2 separate regions of the Homo sapiens genome follow, and region 1 is linked to region 2. A link is a contact called in ENCODE Hi-C or POLR2A ChIA-PET data. All regions are on one chromosome and are shown on one strand. The core of a region is the stretch at or near the end of the contact, and the rest is flanking DNA. Distances in the headings are between cores, read along the strand shown.

Region 1 (5,266 bases), core at 289-2,788, 80 kb before region 2:
CCCAGGGAGGTTGAGGCTGCAGTGAACTGTGATTGCACCACTGCACTCCAGCGGGGCAATGGGAGTGAGAATCTGTCTCAAAAGTAATAATTATATATATATATATTTATATATATATATATATATATATATATATATATATATATATATATGTTCTAGTATTTTCCTCCCATACCTCCAATGTATAATATCTCATGCACCCTGTGGTCCACCCCCCAAAGACATACACACAACACTTTAGAGTCTCTGATGTAGTCAAAGGGAGTCATTGGAGGTTCTGGAACAGATGACAGGCATGGTAGCAGTTGATTCACAAACTGAAAGCTGAGACATCAAAGAACTGCGACTGCCTTGGAATGTTTCCCATGTGCTAGCCACCGCCTCAGTGCTTTATACATAAATCAGTTAATCCCTATAGCAAGCCTCCATTGTGAATACCATAATTATCTTAACAGACGAGGAGACTGAGGCACAATGAAGTTAAGAAACTTTCCTAGAGTCACACGAAATTGGTGGGGGCCTACTTTTTTTTTTTTTTTTTTTTTTTTTTTTTTTTTTTTTTGAGACTGAATCTAGCTCTGTCGCCAGGCTGGAGTCCAGTGGCGCGATCTCACCTCACTGCAACCTCCGCCTCCCGGATTCAAGCGATTCTCCTGCCTCGGCCTCCCCCCACTAGCTGGGATTACAGGCACTCGCTGCCACACCCAGCTAATTTTTGTATTTTTAGTAGAGACAGGGTTTCACCATATTGGCCAGGATGGTCTCGATCTCCTGAGCTTGTGATCCGCCCACCTCGGCCTCCCATAGTGCTGGGATTACAGGCCTGAGCCACTGCGCCCGGCTGGGGGCCTACATTTGACCCCACGTGGTGGTTTGGGCTCATAGTCCATGTGCTTAACCACTAGTGGGTAGGCAGGGAGCCAGTGTTCTTTCTCTCCTGTGACTTTGGTGAAGTCTCTCACCACTCAGTGTTGTCGTGAGCATGCTAGGCAGAGTGCAAGAAAGGAGCAAGAACTCACTAATGGCTAGGCCTTCCCTGTGTCTCTGTAATTGATGGGTTTGGGTTTTTTTTCCTTTCTCTCTCTCTACCTCCTCTCTCTCTTCTTCATCCTCTCTCTCTCACTCTCCCCCTGAGATAAGGTCTTGCTCTGTTGCCAGGGCTGGAATGCAATGGAATGGTGTGATCATGGCTCACTACAGCCTCAATCTCCTGGGCTCAAGGGATCCTCCCACCTCAACCTCCTGAGTAGCTGGAACCACAGGCATGCACCACCTCGCCCGGCTAATTTTTTATTTTTTGTAGAGAGGGGAGTTTCGCCATGTTGCCCAGGCTGTTTTCGAACTCCTGGGCTGAAGTGATCTTCCTCCCTCAGCCTTCCAAGGTGCTGGGATTGCAGACGTCAGCCACCGTACCAGGCCAACGGGCTCGGTTTCTATGGTTTTGTGGGGAGACGGCTGAGGGAAGGTCGGCTTCCGGCGTCGCGCTGCAAACGTCTCGCTGAGGTCATCCTTTACGGCAGGCGTCCGCGTCGCTAGCTAGTCGTTCTGAAGCGGCGGCCAGAGAAGAGTCAAGGGCACGAGCATCGGGTAGGTAGGGGCTGCTTATGTCCGCGCGGCAGCTTAGCTTAAGGACCTTCCTTCCGAGGTCTCTTTAACAGATTTCCTCTTGGCTTGCTGTGTGTCCCCTTCTCCCAGACCTGAACTCAGGGCGTGTTCCCTGCCCTCCCAGGCCGCTTCACCTCCACAGCTAATGGCACCGAAGCCTGGAGATTGCCGCTCTCTCCACTTTCCACATTTGTTTAGGTTTTTGCCGGACTAATGTTTTGGCTTTCTGTTTCTTAACCTAAAGTCTACGATCCTTATCCCAGCTTTCCAGGCTCTGCGTGATTTCGGCCCCGCCGGCCTCCTGAGCTCATTTCATTCTTTTCACCGTCATGCACGCTGCGCTCCATTGTCCCCCAAACATAGCCAGCACTTCCGGCTGTAACTCCGGGCTGTTGCCCAACTGGAACACTCTGCCCACTGATCTTCACTTGGCGAACTCGCAAGCCATGTTAAAGGCATTTTCAAGTCTCCGGGCAGAGTTCGTGCTTCCTCCTTCGAGCTCTTACCCACTCGTGTTCCTTGCAGTGTATTCGCAATTCCGAGTGTGTGTCTCTGGTGCTTACGTTGGAGCTGCTTTCCCCCGCATCTGAGTGCCTGGAACGTAACTACTCAGTAAATGATGACTGAGGGATGGGAAGGAACTTAAGAAGTTAAATTCACCTTTTTGTTGAGATGGAGTTTCGCTCTTGTTGCCCAGGCTGGAGTGCAGAGTGGCGCGATCTCGGCTCACTGCAGCCTCTGCCTCCCGGATTCAAGCGATTCTCCTCCCTGAGACTCCCGAGTAGCTGGGATTACAGGCATGCGCCCCCACGCCCGGCTAATTTTGTATTTTTTTAGTAGAGAGAGGGTTTCGCCATGTTGGTCAGGCTGGTCTTGAACTCGCGGCCTCAGGTGATCCGCCCGCCTCGGCCTCCCAAGGTGCTGGAATTACAGGCGTGAGCCACTGCGCCCAACTAAATTCACCTTTAAATCTACCATGAGTACACATTTATATTGATATTTGTGGGTGTGCGCGCGCTTCCTTTCAGTCATTTTAGGCAGTCAGGGTTTGTTTTTGTGTGTGTGTTTTTACATTTAACATTATTATGTATTTGCATGTAAATTTTTTTCCCTACTGTCTGTAATAGTCTACAAAGTAAGTCTTAACCCATTTCTTTCGCTCTGGTTTTTTTTTTTTTTTGAGACAGGATCTCGCTTTGTTGCCCAGGATGGAGTGCAGTGGCCAGGTCATAGCTCACTGAAGCCTTGAACTCCTGGCCTCAGTCTCCTGCCTCAGCCTTAGGAGTAGCTGGGACTACAGGCGCACATACCACCACAAGTGCCTTTTTTTTTTTTTTTTTTTTTTTTTGAGACAGAGAACCTGACCAAAGGATCCAAATTCTTTTTTTCTTCTTCTTCTTTTTTTTTTTTTTTTTTTTTTGAGACAGAGTCTCGCTCTGTCGCCCAGGCTGGAGTACAATGGCGGATCTTGGCTTATTGCAACCTCTGTCTCCCCAGTTCAAGCAGTTCTCCTGTCTCAGCCTCCCGAATAGTTGGGATTACAGGCATGTGCCAACACGCCCAGCTAATTTTTTTGTATTTTTAGTAGAGACGGGATTTCACCATATTGGCCAGGCTGGTCTTGAACTCCTGACCTCAGGTAATCCACCCGCCTTGGCCTCCCAAAGTTCTGGGATTACAGGCATGAGCCACCGCGCCTGGCCCACAAGTGGCTGATTTAAAAAAAAAATTTAGGCCAGGTGCAGTGGCTCACACCTGTAATCCCAGCACTTTGGGAGGCCAAGGCGGGCGGATCACCTGAGGTCAGGAGTTCAAGACCAGCCTCGCCAACATGCTGAAACCCCATCTCTACTAAAAATACAAAAATTAGCTGGGCGTGGTGGTGCGCACCTGTAGTCCCAGCTACTTGGGAGGCTGAGGCAGGAGAATCGCTTGAACCCTGGAGGAGGAGGTTGCAGTGAGCCAAGATTGCACCATGCGCTGCAGCCTGGGTAACAGACGGAGACTCCATCTCACGTGGTAGGTGAGCCACCGCTCCTGACCGAGAAAGGATTTCTATGCATTGTTCTTTAGTTATAGTTCTCTTTTCCTTGAGTTTTGAAAAAGCGCAAAAACTGCTTATCTGCCATAAACTGGAAGAACCTATTTAATGAAAAAGTTTGGTGAGAAGAAATCAGGAGAATAATATCAAACAGTGTTCTAGAGGGCTACTTAGCATGATTATCTAATTTTTTCTTAGAAATTTCTCAGTTGATTGCCCTCTTGTGGTATTTTATTTACTTATTTTTTTAAATCTTCCATTACAGCCATGCCTTTCTTGGACATCCAGAAAAGGTTCGGCCTTAACATAGATCGATGGTTGACAATCCAGAGTGGTGAACAGCCCTACAAGATGGCTGGTCGATGCCATGCTTTTGAAAAAGAATGGATAGAATGTGCACATGGAATCGGTTATACTCGGGCAGAGAAAGAGTGCAAGATAGAATATGATGATTTCGTAGAGTGTTTGCTTCGGCAGAAAACGGTAAGGAAATGATGGAGGTGGAAGCTGAATTACTTTCTTGTTCCTTTGGGACTCTTTTTTTTTTTTTTTGAGACGAAGTCTCACTCTTGTCCCCTAGGCTGGTGTGTGATGGCGCCACCTCGTCTCACTGTAGCCTCTGCCTCCCAGGTTCAGGCGATTCGCGTACCTCAGCCTCCCGAGTAGCTGGGATTATAGGCACCTGCCACCACGCCTGGCTAATTTTTGTATTTTTAGTAGAAACGGGATTTCACCATGCTGGCCAGGCTGGTCTTGAACTCCAGACCTCAGGTGATCCGCCCCCCTCAGCCTCCCAAAGTAGTGGGATCACAGGCATGAGCCACCGTGCCTGGCCTCCTCTGGGATTACTCTTAAGTGTTTTTAGTGGGTCATTGAGCAGTGGCTTGCCAAATGTGAATTGGCAAAGCTTTTCTGGTGAAATACCTTTCCTACTTTGGTACCATGATGAGGAAATTAAATGCCTTCAGATATGAGGATGGTCCATTGTTCCTCAGCATTCTTTCTCTTCTCCCAAATTTTCCTTAGTATTTTACCCTGCTTTAGCCACCAGGTTAGAAATTGCATGTGTGTGTATACCCATTTTTTCAGTTGGCTGTGAAGCAGAGAATATCAACTAGTTTTGGATGTTGACCCTTGAAAATCTTTGGGTGAAAATATGTTCAAATCCATTGAATCCTCATTGGAAAAGAGGTTTAACCTTGCAAATCCATTACATTCAACATCTTTGGATTCATTCCACTCTGAAGAAGATGGAGGTGTTAATGAGATTGCTGTACATGAGCGTGAACAACGATGCAGTGGAAAAGGGATGTTAACAGCTTAGTGTTCACCTCCTCAAAAGTTGAATGAGTTGGCCAGGCACGGTGGCTCACGCCTGTAATCCCAGGACTTTGGGAGGCTGAGGCGGGTGTATCACGAGGTCAGGAGTTTGAGACCAGCCTGGCCAAGATGGTGAAACCCTGTCTCTACTAAAAATACAAAAATTAGCAGGGCATGGTGGTGGGTGCCTATAGTCCCAGCTGCTCGGGAGGCTGAGGCAGAAGAATTGCTTGAACCCGGGAGGCGGAGGTTGCATGGAGCCGAGATCGTGCCACCGCACTCCAGCCTGGGCGACAGAGC
Region 2 (5,815 bases), core at 2,621-5,120:
GGCGGAGCCTGCAGTAAGCCGAGATCGCGCCACTGCACTCCAGCCTGGGCGACAGCGAGACTCCGTCAAAAAAAAAGAAGAAAAAGAAAGAGAGAGAGAGAGAGAGAAAGAGAGAGAGAAAGAAAAGAAAAGAAAGACGAAATAGTTAATGAGTGCCCTATATGTGCCAGATCAGTTGCTAGGTGCTAAGGATCCTGTGGTGAATTAGACGACAAACAGTCTCAGCCCTCAGGGAGCTTACGATTTAGTAAGGATGAGAGACACTGTACCATAACTTCAAGTGTGATGAGTATTACCAAAGGGTAGAGGAGGACCTATTAATTGGAGGCGGGGGGGGGGTCAAGGAAGGCTTTCCCCTGGGGAGTTTCAGCAGAAGCATGGGTAGGAGTGAGCCAGGCCAAAGGAGAGTGATGAAGGGTTATAATCTGGGAGGAAAGTCGGTTGGATGGCCCTGAGGCGAGATAACACATTAGAGGCGCTGAAAGAAATAGAAAGTGGCAGGGCTTTAGGGATAGGGGTATTTGATGAGGCTTTAATTGGGAGGACACCAAGGATAAAGGGCATTAATTTCCTTGTATTACTCTTCTCTTCCACTAGATGCCCTTCCGAGTACATCCTTCTGCTTCCCCCATTGCAGCCTTCTTAGAAATGCAGCAGCAGTCTCACCCATCAGGAGCAAAAGAAAATCAAAGACCAAAAGGAGAAAGCCTCAGAGCTTTTGCGACTGTGTGGTCTGGCTATAAATTTAGACTGTTGCTTGAAAGAAGCGAAAAACCTCCCCTTCATAGACTTCCTTCTTCCCATCCCCCCTGGCAGCCGCTTTGTTCCTCTAGCCTTGTAAAATTTTCTCTGTATAAAACAGGAACATCAGCCAAACATGTGGACTTCCCCACTTTCCATTCATTAGAAGAATGCATTATTTCAAAATCTCCTGGGAGCATTTAAATGCAAATTTTGTCAAGAAAGCAATTTGAGTCTTAGAGAAGCTCTCTAGCCACAACCTAAAGCAGAAGTTTCTTCTTTGATTTGTGTGTTTCTTAAAAGGAATCTCAACCCCTTGCCTTCTCCCTGCAACGCCCCCAGGTCTTCTCTGATTCTCACAGCGGACTCTTCCCCTTTTTGCCCCTGTTCTTTCTTCACCTTTGGCAAGCATCAGTCACACATCTTGAGGAACCTGCTCACAAAGTGGCGCGTGTAGCAGCCCCAGGTGGGAATGGAGGGACTTTTCTATGTAGTGTAATGGACATAAGGAGGCAGATGTCTGTGTGGGGGTGAGATGTCTGTGTGGAGGTGTTTGTATGCGTGATTTCTGTCTGGGCCTTCTTAGGCCTGCTGGTATAAAATAATATGGGAAATGCAGATGACTCAGCACTGACACAGTCAAGATCCCCAGAGTTAGCATTTCTATATTCTCTGCTGTTTACGAAAAATGTGCTTGTGCCATCAATCAGCAACTCATCCTGCATTTTCCGCTAAAAGCCTTTTACTGAAAAATGCATATACTTCAAACTTATTCCCCTTCTTTTTGTAAACTGAGCTCATTAGCAGCTGACACCAAACTGAGAACTAGTTTTGTTTGTTTGTTTGTTTTAGCACGGAGGATTAAACTGGAAGGAAATGAGCATTTGTCTAAGGATCCTCCCTGTCCTCTTTCAGGCCCTTCCCTGCATGATCTTCATGCCCACAACTTGGGCAGGCCAGCAAAACTTGATGGGAAAAGATATGATTAATGACTTGCTCACCTGATTTCTGATCAGGGTGTGGTGTGGAAACAACCAGCATGCACCTATTAGCGAAAAGCGTCATTTGTTTTACTTGTTACCAATGTGCTGAGCATTGACCAAAATACTTGGCACTACTCACAAGGTACAAAGACACCTTCCCTAGCCTGGGGTTAAGAAGTTTCTCCTTCAAACTCTTGAGAATGGGAACTGGAATGGAAGCCCAAGTCCCAATTTTGGTTGCTCAGTGTTGCATGAATTCTTTTTTTACTTGCTAATGTGCCCTTATTGTGAGATCAGCCAGTGTAACTTCTTACCCACAACCACCTCTCCAGACCTCCTGAAAAATCAAGCTAACAGGGGAGGATAACTGCTAAATGGGGGGTGGCGGGCACAACGTGTCACCTACATTGACCAGAGTTCTTCATTCACTGCTCATGGCTCCAGCGCACTCCATGAATATTGGGATTGAATGATACACAACCGAATGTTGGATCAAATGATGTTGGGAGCTCTGTCCTCAAAATGGCCCCTAATAAATCCCTACCCATATTTTCCAGTTTCCTTTCTTTACTCTTTCCTTTCCCCTGATGACAAAGAATAATTGGCTTCCCCTTTTCTTCCCTGACCAGCTATGCTCCAGAGTCCTTTCTTTGTTCCCTAACAGTCCTGGTTCCGTCTCAGGTTCCCACATTTCTCCCTTTTGATCTCTGTCTCTCTGTTCAGATGGCTGTCACAGTTTAATAATTCTGGAGGGTCTATCCCCTACAGATTTATGTCTCCCTGTCTCTCCTCTTATTCACCCCATGGTGCATTCAGAATCCCGTTTTCGTGCCTCCCTGGGTTGTCATTTCTCAGGCTCTGGCTCCTTGGCCTGGTTTACTTCATGGTGCTGGATCTGCCCCGTCACTTCTTGTTCAGCTTCTTCTGTTTCTGGAAAACCCTTTGTTCCCGGGCTTCTTTGTGGGCTCAGTGTCCTCCGGCCCTACACTGCAGCCCTGTCTGGATCTTGCCCTTGTCCTCGTTCTGACCGCGTCTAGCCCTGGGATCTGAGGCATCGTGGTCTTTTGCCCTCTGCTTTCCCTTCAGTTTCTCCAGGTCCTTCTCCAGCAGCCGCACAGGCCCCGCTGGGTTTCTCTCCAGCCAGGGAGAAACCCTCCTTTGTCCCGCTCCCGGCGGCGTAGGTCAGCGCTGACTGGGGCTCCCGCTCGCCCTGTGGAGCCGGCCCGGGTCTCCCTGCCGTTCGGCCGGCCCAGCCTTTCATCCTGACGCGCGGGGCCTCCCACCCAGCGGGACTCCCGCGTGGGCCGGCCTCTCGCGCCCCTCGGCTCGGGCCCCAGTCCGGGCCGGGCGGGGGTCGGCAGCCCCTGGGGGACCCGTGTGGGCAGCCCGGGCCCAGCCGGCCGCAGCCTGGGGCCGAGGACTCGCCGGGACCCGGAGGCGGCGGGGAGAGGGGGCGGGGAACGGGCCGGGCCTGGCGCTCCTGACAGGAGGAGCCGCCGCCGCCGCCCGCCGCTGCAGCCGCGCCGGGGCGGGCTGAGGGAGGAGCGGAGCCGAGGGGTGAGGACGCGGAAACGCGAGCCGGGACCGGCGGAGCGCGAGCGGGCCGGGTGCGAGCGGACTGAGGAGCGGAGCGCGACTGCCGGGCCGGGCGAGGCGGGCGGACGGCGGAGAGCGAGGGCGCCGTCGCCGTCTCTGAGACGCACAAAGGGTCGAGGCTGGGGCCGCCGCCGCCTCAGCGCGCGGGCCTGGAACCGGCAGCCCCCGGGGCTCGGCGAGAAGGCGGTGCGGGCGGCCATGGCCGGCTACGTGCCGGGTCAGCAGCCGGCCAACCGCAGCCAGGAGAAGGAGTTCGTGCAGGCGTACGAGGATGTGCTGGAGCGGTACAAAGGTAGGGCCGGGGACTGGCCGGCGCTGAGGCCCGCGGGCCGGCGCAGCGTGGCCTTCGGAGCCGGTCGGCTCGGCGGCTGCAGGTGGGGCGGCCGGGCGGGGTCGCACCCACCGCGCGGGGCTTGGCCCTGAGCTGCTGCTTCTCGGGGCCAGTTTATTTACAGAGTTGAGATAAGCCTTCGGAAACCGCCCCCGGGGCAGTCGGCGCGCTCAGAGCGCCAGTTACATGATTTGCCCTATTATCCGGCCCCAGCTGGAAGAAGGCGAGACAAGGCGCTGGCCTGGAGACCGGCCGCCGTGGGGAGTTGCTGGGGAGGAGGAGGAGGAGGAGTTGGGCGCGGGAGAAACCACCCGCTCTGCTCTGGGTGCGAGCTTCCTCCCAGAGGGGCTCGGACCTCTGTGTGCCCGCGGAGAGTCCCTCCCTCGCCCCCTTTTGTCTCTTTGAGTCTCGGATGAGTCGCGTGGAAGCCGAGGTTGGAAAGCACCTTGGTGTCTTCGGGGTGGGGTGGGCAGCGGTGTGGGTGAGTGTGCAGTTTTTGGTGGCGAGACCTTACCCCCTCCATCTCCCCGGGGGTCTGGGCCTGCTGGAGGTAGGGGTCTGTTTTTTTCCTCCCACATAAAGATTTGCCTTGGAGCTCGGATTTCAGCCCTGAAGGCTCTCTTGCGAGACACTTCTGCAAGTTAATGCCTAATCTGCGCCTTGGGTGTATGGGGAGAAAGTTTTGACAGACAAGAGGGCCTGTGGACTGCATTTCCCTAACTGCTGTAGGTGCCCCTGAATGGAAGCCAGGGATGCGTGGCCTTGGGAGGCCCTTGCCTTGATCTTTAACATCCGGTTCTGGGAGTTTGCTTTGGCTGGCAGTTATGCTTTCCACAGACGGGGAGATTTTCCCAGAAACGACACAGGCAGCACTTTTCCCCATTTTATTCAGCTCGGGCCCTTGTGACTAGGCCCTTAGTTTCTTTTTATCTGAAGGAGAGGAAACTTCAGCCCCTATGACTGAGTCCAGCGTACTTGTTTACAGCACCTATCCAGTGAAGGGAAACTAATGAAGAAGCTGTAAAACGCCCCCCCTCTCCCCCCTCCCCCCCACTTTTTTTTTCTTGTGGCATTGGAACTCTGCTTGGGAATGCAGCAGGAAAAAAGTAGAGATGAAATGCGAAAAAAGACCTACTAGGGTTTTTGCTTGTTCCCTCTGCATCAGCTCCTGTAAACTGTCCAGCTTTTCCTGCCTGCAGCAAGTTTTCTGTCAACCCCCTGTGGTCTTTCTTTTTAAGAAATGTGGTTCATTTCAGAGCACAAAGAGGTTAGATTGTGCTGCTGAACTTCATTGAAAAAATGCTGCTCAGTGAATGGTTGCATTAAGTTTCCTTTGCAGGCTTTTGAGTAACACTGCTCTCTTCAGAGAGAGGAGATACATTAGGACCGTCCCGGGCTGTGACAGCTTCAAACCAGCAGAATTAAGACCCAAAATAGGTGAAGAAATCTCAGCACCTCACTGGATGGTAGTACTGGTGACCTCCAGCGGAAAGGAAGTTGGACTCCTAGCAAATGAGGCTGGGAAAGAAGGGGGCAGTAGGGCTTGTTCCAGGAGAGACCTCTTTTGTTCAGTTTTTTTTTTTTAGCTGTCTCACTCAGTTTGGCTTTCCTCTGAAGGGCCTTGATCAGGTGTATAGGAACTTAATCCTTCCCAGACACAGGTCTCTTTCTTGAGGGGAGGAATGAGTTAAAAATGGTTGCCCAAAGTAAATTACCTCGAGTTGTATACGGTGGTCGTGCAGTCTGCTCTTCTGATCGGTGCAGAACAATCTCTCTTCCCCCCACTGCACCGTTCTCACTGGGAGGTCAGAGTGGCTTAGCATCCGGGCCTTTGTTACTTTGCTTATGGAATTCCTGCATTTTCCAGACTTAGAAATCCCCGTACTACCTTAATAGGAGAACAGTTTGTCTAAGCAGAGGAGTGAGCTGGAATCTATAGAGTGACCAGGGGAAGGAGTTTGTGAGGATCATGCCACGTATTGGTTTTGGAAAGAGATGGGAAAATAGATATTGATGATGGTGGGGTGTTCTAGACCCTTATTGGCTGGTCACCACATTACTTGGATCTCTCTCTGCTGCTATTAATTTGTAGTCACCTCATTATACAGGCTGAAGCAGGATTTTTATATGCAGAAGGAGAGCTAAAATTTTCAGCTGCCTAAAC

Evidence for each region. Hi-C counts contacts between places; a loop is a spot of excess contacts on that map. ChIA-PET counts read pairs that join two places held with the same protein, here RNA polymerase II (POLR2A). Pooled maps may share reads with other maps.
Region 1: a map of B cell shows a loop between it and region 2 (2.3-fold over the local background). The contact joins the promoter of NDUFS5 here to the enhancer-like site in region 2. A Hi-C loop is called at or near these places in 8 of 168 maps with a recorded cell type or tissue (A673, B cell, IMR-90 and 5 more), 5 of 37 single-sample maps with no recorded cell type and 14 of 50 pooled maps. POLR2A ChIA-PET finds 5 or more read pairs at or near these places in 19 of 52 experiments (A549, AG04449, AG04450 and 14 more).

Annotation. Positions count from the first base shown.
Region 1 is chr1:39,024,812-39,030,077 of GRCh38, forward strand. NDUFS5 (NADH:ubiquinone oxidoreductase subunit S5) reads left to right here and starts at 1,539. Exons shown (of 3, transcript NM_004552.3): 1 at 1,539-1,591; 2 at 3,912-4,129. The coding sequence starts at 3,914. RefSeq lists enhancers at 1,371-1,620, 1,480-2,066, 2,067-2,652 and a silencer at 3,423-3,588.
Region 2 is chr1:39,102,106-39,107,920 of GRCh38, forward strand. It overlaps a transcript of MACF1 not described here. Among named protein-coding and RNA genes, the nearest start is that of NDUFS5, 79 kb to the left of the region's middle. RefSeq lists enhancers at 597-646, 667-776, 890-1,445, 4,020-4,079 and silencers at 2,920-3,009, 3,050-3,579, 3,620-3,759. Within about 2 kb of position 3,871, at least 32 of the 41 ENCODE cell types and tissues checked have a DNase peak (open chromatin) inside an H3K27ac peak, as active enhancers do; they include A673, GM12878, IMR-90 and 5 more, where a contact is called at or near this core.